3 separate regions of the Homo sapiens genome follow, and regions 2 and 3 are each linked to region 1. The links are chromatin contacts, found by Hi-C or POLR2A ChIA-PET in ENCODE. All regions are on one chromosome and are shown on one strand. The core of a region is the stretch at or near the end of the contact, and the rest is flanking DNA. Distances in the headings are between cores, read along the strand shown. Region 1 has its middle 87 kb from the start of DHX35. Region 2 overlaps PPP1R16B (protein phosphatase 1 regulatory subunit 16B). Region 3 overlaps PPP1R16B (protein phosphatase 1 regulatory subunit 16B).

Region 1 (3,619 bases), core at 496-2,995:
CCCACATGAACAAGAGCTTTGAGGGCCTTGATCATTCTTAGGGTGTAAAGGGTTCCTGAAGCCAAAAAGTTTGAGAACTGCTGGTACAAGATGCTAGCACTGTGTCTGGCTCACTGTAAGCACTCAGTAAATTATTATTGCTATGATTTGGAGTTGCTATCATTGGGAGTTAGAGTGATTTCTCCAGTCAAGCTGGGGAGGGGATTTGGGGGTGCAGATTTGGGGAGGTTGCCCCTGATTAGGGACATAAGTGGCACAAAGGTGAGATCCCCCCTGCCGGCTCCTAGCAGCCCCCTCACCTGGCACTCACTGCCAGCTTGGAGTGTCCAAAGCCATGGCCAAGGGAAAGGAGCACGTGGCTGATCTTGGCCCTAGCAGCTGGGATTGGCTGCACCTCGAGATAAACCTCCCTCAAAATTGCTCAGAGGGAGGCAGTTGGTGCAAAGAAGGAAGAGGCTGGAGAAAGAGATGTAACAATAGCTACTCCTCGATTAGCCTTACCATGTGTCAGGCATCATTGTAAGCACTTAAAGTTAAGTCATTTGAGCCCTGCGACAATCTTAGACAGTTGTTTAAAAATGTACATGGGATGATTTTGTTGTAATCAGGTATGGGAAGATGACAGACACAGAGTCAACTGCCTGAAAGGAAGATTGTATTACTTACAGTTCCCAAGAGGAGGGCACAACATTCAGGGCCACCTGAACAAAATGAACAAAAATGCAGAAATGGGGTGACCTGGGACAGTCTGGGCATCCCAATGGCCCCTCAGATTTACCATGGCCCATCTGCTTCTCCTGGCAGGCCCTTGGGTCTGCAAGAGCCCTGATGGTGGAGAGAGGGCTGCGCGGGTGGCCCCCTCCTGAGGGCTGGCTTTTGACCCCTCTCCCGCACCCACCCCAACTCCACTCTGAAGGACCCTGGCAGGCCAGGTCAATAATTAGAACTCCATAAAGGTTTGCTGGTGTTGATTTTTGTCGTTGCTTTTTGAACTGGGCCTGTAAAATGGAGAGGTTCATACCTTCCTTGGTGAAGTGGTCAAGATTTAAAGACTTGGTGAGTACAGTATAGCTTCTTGCAACGTGGACAGAGAAGGGGACACCGTCACGAGAGGTGCGGGGGCTGTTTTCACTCCGATGCGCTCAGACCGGGACTGAGCTGCTGTGGACGTGCCCGGTGGGCAGGCGGTGAGCTCGCACCGGGCAAGACACGGGTCTGACCCCTCCCCGCACTCACCCCCTCCCTGGGCGCTCGCAGGACCCGAAGCAGCGCAAGGGCGTCCTGGCTGCCCAAACGCGGGGCTCCAGCGCCGCCTGCCGGCCGCCGTGTGCAACGCCGACCCGGAAGTCTCGCCGTCTCTGCCTGCGCTGGGGACGCGCGGGACACCCGGTTCCGGGAATCCCGGTGGGGGTCCGACCTTGCTTTGGGCGCAGGGAACGCGGCTCTGCAGGACGGGCTGCCGCCGAGGGCATCGGCAAGCTTCGGGGTGTGGACCGTGCCTGCGCCCGCTGCATCCGTTTTGGGCAAGGCTGTGGCTTTTTGAGCCTCAGTCACTCTTTGCGGAGGACGAACAGGGTGGGAATTCGACTTCTCCCACCGCAGCGTCCCTGCAATCTCGTTCTCGACGACGTCCCAGCCTCCCTTCTAGTCCAGTCCCACCCCCAACATTCCTCCTACCCTACTCGCTGGGCACTTCCCGCAATTCCAAATCCCGGCGTGTGGCTCATCCACGTGAAAACCCTTCAGAGCTCCTGGTTGTCGCATAAAACGTTGCTTTCATATTAAAACGAACATGGATTCTGGGAGGCAGAGGCTGGACGATCCCTTGGGCCCAGGAGTTGAAGGTTACAGTGAGCCATGATCCCCACTGCACTCCAGCCTGGGCAACAGATCGAGATTCTATGTCAGAAAAATAAAAAATACATAAAAAGTAAATAAAACTAACATGGATCAGACAGAATGAAATTGAGAGAATGTGGAGCTGCCCAGCTCAGAGCCACCAAGCCCCTAGGAGTCACAGGGGAAGGAGACTCCCAGAGCTCCTGCAAGCCAGCCAAGAGGGGGCCCATTCTCCCAGGGAAACAGCATTGTCAAGGTGGGCTCCATCTCCAAACCAAGCTCCAGAAGCCAGGTCAGGAATTGGGACAGGGCACAGGAGGGACAGCTTGTCTGTACTCCTGCATGTCTGGGCCTCAGCTGACAGTGACCCAGAAGGCTGGGCCCTGGAAGAGCTGGGCCAGAGGACCCACTTCTCAGATGGCATCATGAACCACAGCCCATGAGTAGCCTCTCCAGCATCCTGGTTATCAGGTAGCTGGCTTGCTCGGGTGGCAGTGTCCCAGCAAGCCAGGCAGGAGCTGCATGGCCTTTCGTGACCCAGCCTCAGAAGTCACACCACATCACTTCACACAACCCTGGGTCAAAACCACTACCAACTTGGCCAGATTCATGAGAGGGACATAGACCCCACCTCTGCATGGGAGGCATGTCAAAGAATCTGTGGGGGGAAAAAAAAAGGCACGGCACCAGTCCATCTATTTTTATTTTTTTTTTTTTTAGACAAGGTCTCGCTGTGTTGACCAGGCTGACATGCAGTGGTACAACTGATCACAGCTCACTGCAGCCTCAAACTCCTGGGCTCAAGTGACTTTTCCGCCTCAACCTCATGAGTAGCTAGGGCTGGAGGCACACATACCACACTCGGCTAATTTTTTAAATTGTTATTTTTTTGTATAGACAGGGCCTATGTTGCCCAGGCTGGTCTCAAACTCCTGGCCTCAAGCCATCCTCTAGCCTCAGCCTTCCAAAGTGCTAGGATTATAGGCATGAGCCACCATGCCCAGCTCCATCTAGAAACTATGGTTTTGTGGCCTAGGGAAGGTGTCACCTGGATAAGGTATCACCTATGTTTCACCTCCAAACTCAGGTGCTCCCTCCAGAAATGGCACTGGTCTCTCCATCCCCACTGGATGAAAGATGGCCAAGAGAGACCTCCCTGAACCAGTTGCAACAGCTCAGGGCCATGACAGGATGAGGCCATGGAAAGGGGACACTGCAGGAGATGGCCGAAAAAGCAACATGATTTGCCTCAACTGTCATTTCTTAAATCCAGACACAGGGAAGGGAGGGGAAGTGGGGGACACACAAGGAATAATGGGGGGGAATCAAGGAACTGGGAGAAGAGTTCTTATAGTGCCTCTGCCCTTCCATATCTGCTCTATCAGGTTGTCAGAAGCAAGGGACCAGAAACACAGTCCACTTCCCCTGAGCCCATTGCCAGGAGTGGACAGCAGTGTGGGGACTCACTGCCTCCATGTGGCCAGCAGAGGGCAGCATAGCGCTGCTCTGCTGCATCAGATGCCTGGCAACTTGGCAGGGCCAGTCTGGAGGACTCAGGACTCAACAGGACCAGACTCAGGACCCTCCACATCCCTGGCTAAGGACGGGCTGCAGCCTGGATGTGGGTCATGTTTTAGCACGTGAGCTCCAGGGAAGCAGGGACTGTGCTCTGTGTGCAGTGGTCTCTTATCTGCAAGTGCTTCTGGGTGTCCAGTGTCAGTGAGTTGTGTTGTGAAGGGCACAAAGGTGTCCATCAGATTGTTCCTGGGTGGTTCTGAGC
Region 2 (3,619 bases), core at 712-3,211, 190 kb after region 1:
AGGGGACAGATGAGACTCAGAGAGGTTGAGTGACTTTCCTCAGGGTCACACAGCAGGTGTGTCATAGAACTGGGGCTGGAATCCAGGCCCAGCTGCTTCTGAACTGCATGTTTCTCCACTCATGCTGCCTGTATGTCTGTATATGGTGAAGGGCATAAAAGGGGAGCATAAGAGACTGAAGAGGACCCAGGGAATGGGGAGAATCAGGGAAGATGGGCACTACTGGAGGAGAACACGGATACTCCCAGTGGGAGGAAGAGCATGAGTAACAGTGTGCAAATTGGGACCTGCAGGGGGCCCCTGGGAGCACTGGGAAGCAAGTTAGCATGGAAGACCCTGGAAGCCACTTTAAGGAGTATGAACTATGAGCTAAGGGAAACCAGTATATAAAGCAAAATTTCTTCCACCTTACTCAAAACCTAGATACAGCCTGCCAACCAGGCTGACTAGCTCATAGTAGATGCACAGAAAATTGCTGGCTGCTGGGAGAGACTCTGCTGAGTGTTCGCTAGACCTTGCTTCCTTATCCTCCTGGGCACAAAGCTAGATGCTGTTCCAGTCTCCCTTGCAAAGGTGCGACCACAGTCTGGGTTCTGGTCAGTGGAATGCGGGCTGAACTTGCCACTTCCAGATCTGGCCTGCAGATCCCTCCCCTGCAATCTCCACCTCCAACCTGAATGAGGGAACTCTGAGGATCCAGGGCTATACCGCCCCATGTGGTGACTACGAGCCATGTGTGGCCATGACACTTGAAATATGGCTAATCTGAATCAACATATGGTGCATCAATTTCAGATTTCAAAAACATACAAAAAGGCCAGGCACAGTGGCTCACACCTGTAATCCCAGCACTTTGGGAGGCTGAGGCGGGAGGATCACCTGAGGTCAGAAGTTTGAGACCAGCCTGACCAACATGGTGAAACCCTGTCTCTACTAAAAATACAAAATTAGCCGGGCATGGTGGCGCATGCCTTTAATCCCAGCACTATGGGAGGCCAAGGCGGGAGGATCACCTGAGGTCAGAAGTTTGAGACCAGCCTGACCAACACGGTGAAACCCCATGTCTACTAAAAATACAAAATTAGCTGGGCATGGTGGCACTGTAATCACAGCTACTTGGGAGACTGAGGCAGGAGAGTCACTTGAACTCGGAAGGTGGAGGTTGCAGTGAGCCTAGATTGCATCATTGCACTCCAGCCTGGGTGACAAGGGTGAAACTCCATCTCCAAATAAATAAATAAATAAATGTAAAAGATATGAAAAAAACAGAATGTAAAATCTCTCATTAATAAGTTTTATATTGATTGCATGCTGAAATGACATTTTGGATATATTGGATTAAATAAAATATATTATTAAAATTAATTTCAACTGTTTATTTTTTTACCTTTTAAAAATGTAGCTACTAGTGCATTTAAGAATTACTAGCCAGGCACAGTGGCTCATGCCTATAACCCCAACACCTTGGGAGGCTGAGGTGGTAGGACTGCTTGAGGCCAGGAGTTCAAACCAGCCTGGGCAACATATCAAGACCCTGTCTCTACAAAAAATTTAAAAATCAGCCAGGTGTGGTGGCATGTGCCTGTAGTCCTAGCTACTTGGGAGGTTGAGGTGGGAAGACAGCTTGAGGCCAGGAGTCTGAGGCTGCAATGAGCCATGATTTTGCCACTGCACCCCAGTCTGGGCAACAGAGCAAGAACCTGGCTCTAAATAAATAAATACAGTTACATATGTGGCTTGAATTCTTTTTCTATTGGACAGCTCTGATCTAGCGGGCAGAGCCATAGGATGGAAGAAGCCTAGGCATGGGGTCATTGTGTTGAAGAGAGCTGCCCTCTTTGATGGTTGCACAGAGTTGCAACCACCACCACAATCGATTTCAGAACATTTCACACACCCTCCCCCACCCCGCCAAAAAAAAAAGGAACCCGCACTAGCAGTCACTCCCCGTTCCCCACCCACAGGCTGAAGTAAGCATGAATACCCGTGCTGGGCTGTCACATGAGCAAGAGATAAACTTCAAAATGCCGCAGCAGGTAGCCTCCCATGGCAGTTTAAAGACAGCCCCAGTGGAGACCATCAAACTCCTGCCATCAGAAGGTGGGGTCTTGGTCCCTTCCACTGAAGTCGGGGTCGGCTTGGTAGCTGTTCCAAGGTCTCAAGAAACTGGCGGCTTCCTGGATCCTGGGACATTTGCTCTTGGAGCTCTGAGACATCATCCAAGAAGTCTGACTCTGCCAAGGCCACCATCGTAGAGAGGCTACATGGGGAGGCCCTGGGACTACAGGATGACTGTTTCAGTCATCCTAGCTCAGGCTCTGGACGTTGTGGAGCAGAGACAAATTTTCCCCTCTGGGCTCCATCTGAACCCCTGACCCATGTGAGATAATTTAAGCAGCTAAATTTTAGAATAGCTTTTCTATGTGACAATAGAGAACCAGGACACCTCCCTAATAATACAGGTTCCTTCTACATCCCTACTTGCTTCAAGTTCCTGGGCACCTCTCTGGGTAGCATCAGGGATTTGGTAAACAAGCCCACTGCCCTCTCCAGAGTTTTATGGGTCTGAATCATATCCCCTTCCTCCAATCTCATTGCCAGAAGAGCATGGCAGCCACTAGGTACATTCATTTATTAATATTTACCCAATAAATCAGGTTTGGTCCTTTCCTCTGCCTCCTTTCCTTTGCTTTCCACCAGGAAGTTTTCCAAGACTAGGGCTCTCCCCTACAAAATGATATGCCCTGTGTTCTGGCAGGGTCTGAAGACCCCATAGCTCTTCCAATCAGCAGTAAAGTTTCCTTCAATGCAGCCAGGCCACGGGAATGGGCTTCGAGCTTTTGAGGCCTTTGTGTCCACCCAGGACACAAATTCCAGAGAATTCCCCCATCAGTTTCTCCAGCACCACAGAGAACCCCAGGGACATCAGAGAAGACAGCTGTCTTGCCCAGCCACAGAAAGTGCCTGCTATAGACTACACTGTGTTCCCCGCAAATTCATACATCGAAGCCCTATCCCCAGTGCGATGGAATTTGGAGATGGGACTTTTGGGAGATAGTTTTAGATGAGGTCATGATGATGGGGCCCCCATGATGGGATTAGTGTCCTTAAAAGAGACACCAGAGAGTCTCCTTTCCCCCAAACCACCACCAGGTGAGGAAACAGTGAGGAGGTGGAAAGCCAGGAAGAGAGCCCTCACGAGAAACCAGCCATTCTGGCACCTTGATCTTGGATTTCTGGCTTCCAGAACTGTAAGGAAATACGTTTCTATCGTTTACGCCACCCAGTCTATAATTTTTTTTCTGGCCGCCTCAGATAAGATAGTGTCCTAGTGCCCAACTGAAGTTCTCAAGCCATGTCCACCGAGAAAGACTGGTGGGCTCAAACCACCTGGGGGATTTTGACCACATCAGTTGCGTCCTGAGAGATACTTGGGTCAATGCAACCATCAGTCACTGAGTGCCCTGAGTCAGAAGCTGCTTATTAACCAGAGCACACCAAGACTGGAATATACTTGCCAAAAATGGAGCTTTAAGAAATCTACGGAGTTGTGTGGGCTTTAAATATATATTTTCAGCTGCAGAGACAAAGATGGTGTATTTGACATGTCCCCAAACCT
Region 3 (3,619 bases), core at 787-3,286, 160 kb after region 1:
AGAGACCCAGGTTCTTTCTGCGCCAGCCGGTCTTTGCGGGGCGGGGGTGCGGGGGTGCGGGGGGGACGGTGGCTAGGTCTGAGGACATTCTCTCCGGACAGGCAGGGAAAGGTGTGACCCTGTAAGCGAGTGGGTGCTGCTTCAGACGGGCGGGAGAACCACGCAGCAGCACGGCGCGGCCGGCAGAGGGCGCCAAAGGCAACGAAGCGAGGCTGCGGTGGAAGGTGAGCATCTCCAGGCCTTCACTGGGAGATGCCGCTGAGGAGCCCCTGGGGTCAGGGGCAAGAGGGCCAGAAATCCAACCCCTAGAGACCGCAGGAAACATAGGGGGTGGAGTGGAAGCCTCTGGTTGAAGGGCGAGGGGACTGTGTGCCCAGATGGCAGAGTCTTGTGAGATAGATGTCCAGGGGCTGGACCAGTCTACACCTGGGAGACCCGGCCTGAATAAGGGCTGCGTTGGGGGCTGGGTGCAGGGGCGCACATGGAGTGGGTGGTAGCTGGTGGAGTGGGCGGGCCTCCTCCTCTGCTGCGGCCGAGGTGGGAAATGGCACCTGGCAGTCAGCCGCCTCCTCCCGCCTCCTCCCGCCTCCTCCCACTTCCTCCCTTCCCAGCTTCAATCTATCACCAGGTATGAATTGCACATCTCCTAAATCGCTGTCCCCACCCTCTGCCCTGGATGAAGTTTCATCATCTTTCCCTACCTCCCCGTCATTCCCCTTCCTAACACCCTCGACCAGAGAGAGCTTCTTCATTAATCTAATCATGTTGCTCTCCGTTTACAAACCTCTGAGGGCTCCCTGTTGCCAAGAGAAGAAAATCCACACTCCTTTGCCAGGCATGGGAAGCTCTTCTTAATGTGCCCCCATCTCCTTTGTTGCACTGGAGCTACAGTGACAATAGCAGTGATAACAATAGCAACAGCCCCGGCAGCAACAGTAATAGCATGTCACATCACATTGTCAATAACAATGTCTAATGCTTTCTGAGGACTTACAAGAGTCAAGCAGCTTGCTAAGCTTTGGCCATGCATTGCCTCATTTAATCTTCAAAACAAGCCTATGAGGATTGCTCTTTTTACAGACGGGGAAATGGCCCCTTTTATAGATGGGGAAACTGGCTCAAGGAAGCCTGGTGGTACAAGGTCACATGGAGTAAGATGAATTGAAATCCAAGCAGTCTGACTCCAAAGGCCCTGTTCTCAACCCTCTCAGTCTCACCACCTGCACCTCTCCCTGAGGCTCCCTGCTCTCTAACTGTGCCACATGGAACCCTCCAGACTCCAAACTTGAAATGCTGAGCCCCTTTCTCAAGGCTTTGCACATGCTATTCCCTCGGCTTTGAATGTTCTGCCTTATTCTTTTCTAGCTAGCAAGCTCCTACTCATCCTTCAAGACCCAGCTCAGATATCCCTTCCTCTTAGAAGTCTTTCTCAGTTCCCCTTTGAGTCGAGTCATCGGTTCCCAGTTTTAAGCTGCCACTGAGCCCCTGCCTATCTCCGTGCAAGGGCTGACCACACTGCATTACCTCTATTATTATTTATGTGCCTGTGGCCACAGCACACTCTGAACTCTGAGAGCAGGGACTCTGCCTAACTTACTTCTGGGGCCCTGTTCCCAGAAGACAGCTGGCATGGAGTGGGTACACAATAGGTATTTGTTGAAAAAATAAATGGAAGCTCACAGGCTAATGAGGGTGGATGTCTCCCTGAAAGGCCCCAACATGGGGCCCAAGGCACGTGTGGTGGTTGGGGTGAGGTGCGGGTTTCAGCTGGTCAGCCAGGAGCTTCATGCAGCTAAACTCGGAGCCTGGCGAGTTCCCGCCTCCCTGACCACGCATCCCCAGGGGCCCAGGAACCCACAGGAGAAACTGGTCCTGAGAAAGCAATGTGACCAACAAGGAAGAAGTTGAGGCACTATGTGAGGTGGCGGGAACCCCAAGCTAAAAAAAGGGTGCCACTTGAGAGTTCATTGCAAGCAGGGATGGCAACTCAACAGGGGACCTGGGGCTCAGAGAATTGCAGCTGTGGTGCCCACAGAGCAGTTAAGACTGCCTTGTTTCAAATCCTGACTTAAACACTCAATCACTGCTTGACCTTGGACAAAGAGATTTCACCTCCCCAAGTTGCACGGTATAATAAGACAGCCACTGTTTCTTTAAATCCAGTAAAATTAAATAAACTTCAAAATCCATTTCCTCAGTCACATCAGCCACATTTCGAGTGCTGTGGATCCGCGTGTGGCTGGTGGCTATTGTACTGTGCACTGCAGAAACACAGAACATTTCCATCATTGTAGAAAGTTCTATTGAATAGGCTGCCTCAGTTTCCTGAGCCATAAAACAGGGATGATAATATTTCTTTTTTTTTTTTTTGAGACAGAGTCTCACTCTGTCACCCAGGCTGGAGGGTAGTGGCATGATCTCAGCTCACTACAACCTCTGTCTCCCGGGTTCAAGCAAATCTCCCTACCTCAGCCTCCCTAGTAGCTGGGATTAGAGACACTCACCACCAAATTCCAGCTAATTTTTGTATTTTTAGTAAAGACAGGGTTTTGCCATGTTGGCCAGGCTGGTCTTGAACTCCTGACTTCAGGTGATCCACCTGCCTTGGCCTCCCAAAGAGCCGGGATTACAGGCGTGAGCCACCACGCCTGGCCTGGGGATGATAATATTTCTGAAGTTTGTTGTAAGGATAAAAATGAAATATATAACTGAAGTAATTTGCAGGGAAGTGGTCACATGATACATTTTAATAACTTTTAATAAATAATAATAATATTTATCCAGTATCGAGTGCTGCTTAAAGTTTTACATGTGTTCATTTAATCCTCACAACCACCCAATGAGATGGGTACTTGTTATTCCTCTTTTAGAGATGAGGAAACTGAGGCACAGAGAGCTTAAGTAACTTCCCCACAGTCACATAGCTAGTGGGTGACAGCTCCGGGCCACAAGCCTGACTGTCAGTCCTGACATCCTCACCTTTCTGGCACGCAGTAGGAGGTAGCCCACACATTTGATCCTCATGCCCATGGCTGGTGGGTGCAGCCCAGCCTTGGGAATTGGCATTTGGGTCTCCATTTCAGGGCAAGCTATAGCAGCCACCCGCTCTCTGCTCCCTAGTGGAGTCCCAGGCCCTCTAGGGTTCATGGAGCTGGGAGTCTGGGAGTTTCCAATGGCAGATGGAGTGGGGGTACTGAGGCAGCTGCCTGAGAGATGCCTGAGGCCCTGTGAGAGAGAAGCCAAGAGGACACACAGGGACCTGCCCCTGGGGCTTACGGGCAGGGCGTGGCCATTCTCTGTGCATCCCACCCCTGCCCTTGTACCGAGGTGGAGAGGCCCTCACCAGCCCAGGGTTCTGGTTGCCTGGCCTCTCACTCAAGTCCATCTGCTTAGAAACTCGGGCACAGGGAGGCTTTGGTGTGTTCATGCATTAATTCAACATGCACATATTGAGCACCTACTGTATGCCAGCATGGGGAAAGATGCTAGGACACACTCATAAGCAAGAGGTATGTGCTGTGCCCTCAGGCAGCTCAGCGTCTGAGTAGGGGAGAAGTCAACATCAAGTGATGACATCAATGGCTAAAATGACTAATTACGAAGGAAGAGGGCCTTCAGA

Evidence for each region. Hi-C counts contacts between places; a loop is a spot of excess contacts on that map. ChIA-PET counts read pairs that join two places held with the same protein, here RNA polymerase II (POLR2A). Pooled maps may share reads with other maps.
Region 2: a map of Caco-2 shows a loop between it and region 1 (12-fold over the local background). The contact joins two enhancer-like sites. A Hi-C loop is called at or near these places in 1 of 168 maps with a recorded cell type or tissue (Caco-2) and 4 of 50 pooled maps. POLR2A ChIA-PET finds 5 or more read pairs at or near these places in 3 of 52 experiments (AG04449, endothelial cell of umbilical vein and naive thymus-derived CD8-positive, alpha-beta T cell).
Region 3: a map of MCF 10A shows a loop between it and region 1 (14-fold over the local background). The contact joins two enhancer-like sites. A Hi-C loop is called at or near these places in 3 of 168 maps with a recorded cell type or tissue (Caco-2, HCT116 and MCF 10A), 1 of 37 single-sample maps with no recorded cell type and 11 of 50 pooled maps. POLR2A ChIA-PET finds 5 or more read pairs at or near these places in 4 of 52 experiments (H1, HEK293T, T-cell and 1 more).

What each region holds. Positions count from the first base shown.
Region 1 is chr20:39,047,942-39,051,560 of GRCh38, reverse strand. No RefSeq gene overlaps it. Among named protein-coding and RNA genes, the nearest start is that of DHX35, 87 kb to the right of the region's middle. Within about 2 kb of position 1,745, at least 16 of the 41 ENCODE cell types and tissues checked have a DNase peak (open chromatin) inside an H3K27ac peak, as active enhancers do.
Region 2 is chr20:38,857,598-38,861,216 of GRCh38, reverse strand. All of the region lies in intron 2 of PPP1R16B (protein phosphatase 1 regulatory subunit 16B), which reads right to left. Among named protein-coding and RNA genes, the nearest start is that of PPP1R16B, 54 kb to the right of the region's middle. RefSeq lists enhancers at 503-752, 1,629-1,768, 1,857-2,151. Within about 2 kb of position 1,961, at least 6 of the 41 ENCODE cell types and tissues checked have a DNase peak (open chromatin) inside an H3K27ac peak, as active enhancers do.
Region 3 is chr20:38,890,553-38,894,171 of GRCh38, reverse strand. All of the region lies in intron 3 of PPP1R16B (protein phosphatase 1 regulatory subunit 16B), which reads right to left. Among named protein-coding and RNA genes, the nearest start is that of FAM83D, 34 kb to the left of the region's middle. RefSeq lists an enhancer at 48-1,006 and a silencer at 1,370-1,570. Within about 2 kb of position 2,036, at least 3 of the 41 ENCODE cell types and tissues checked have a DNase peak (open chromatin) inside an H3K27ac peak, as active enhancers do.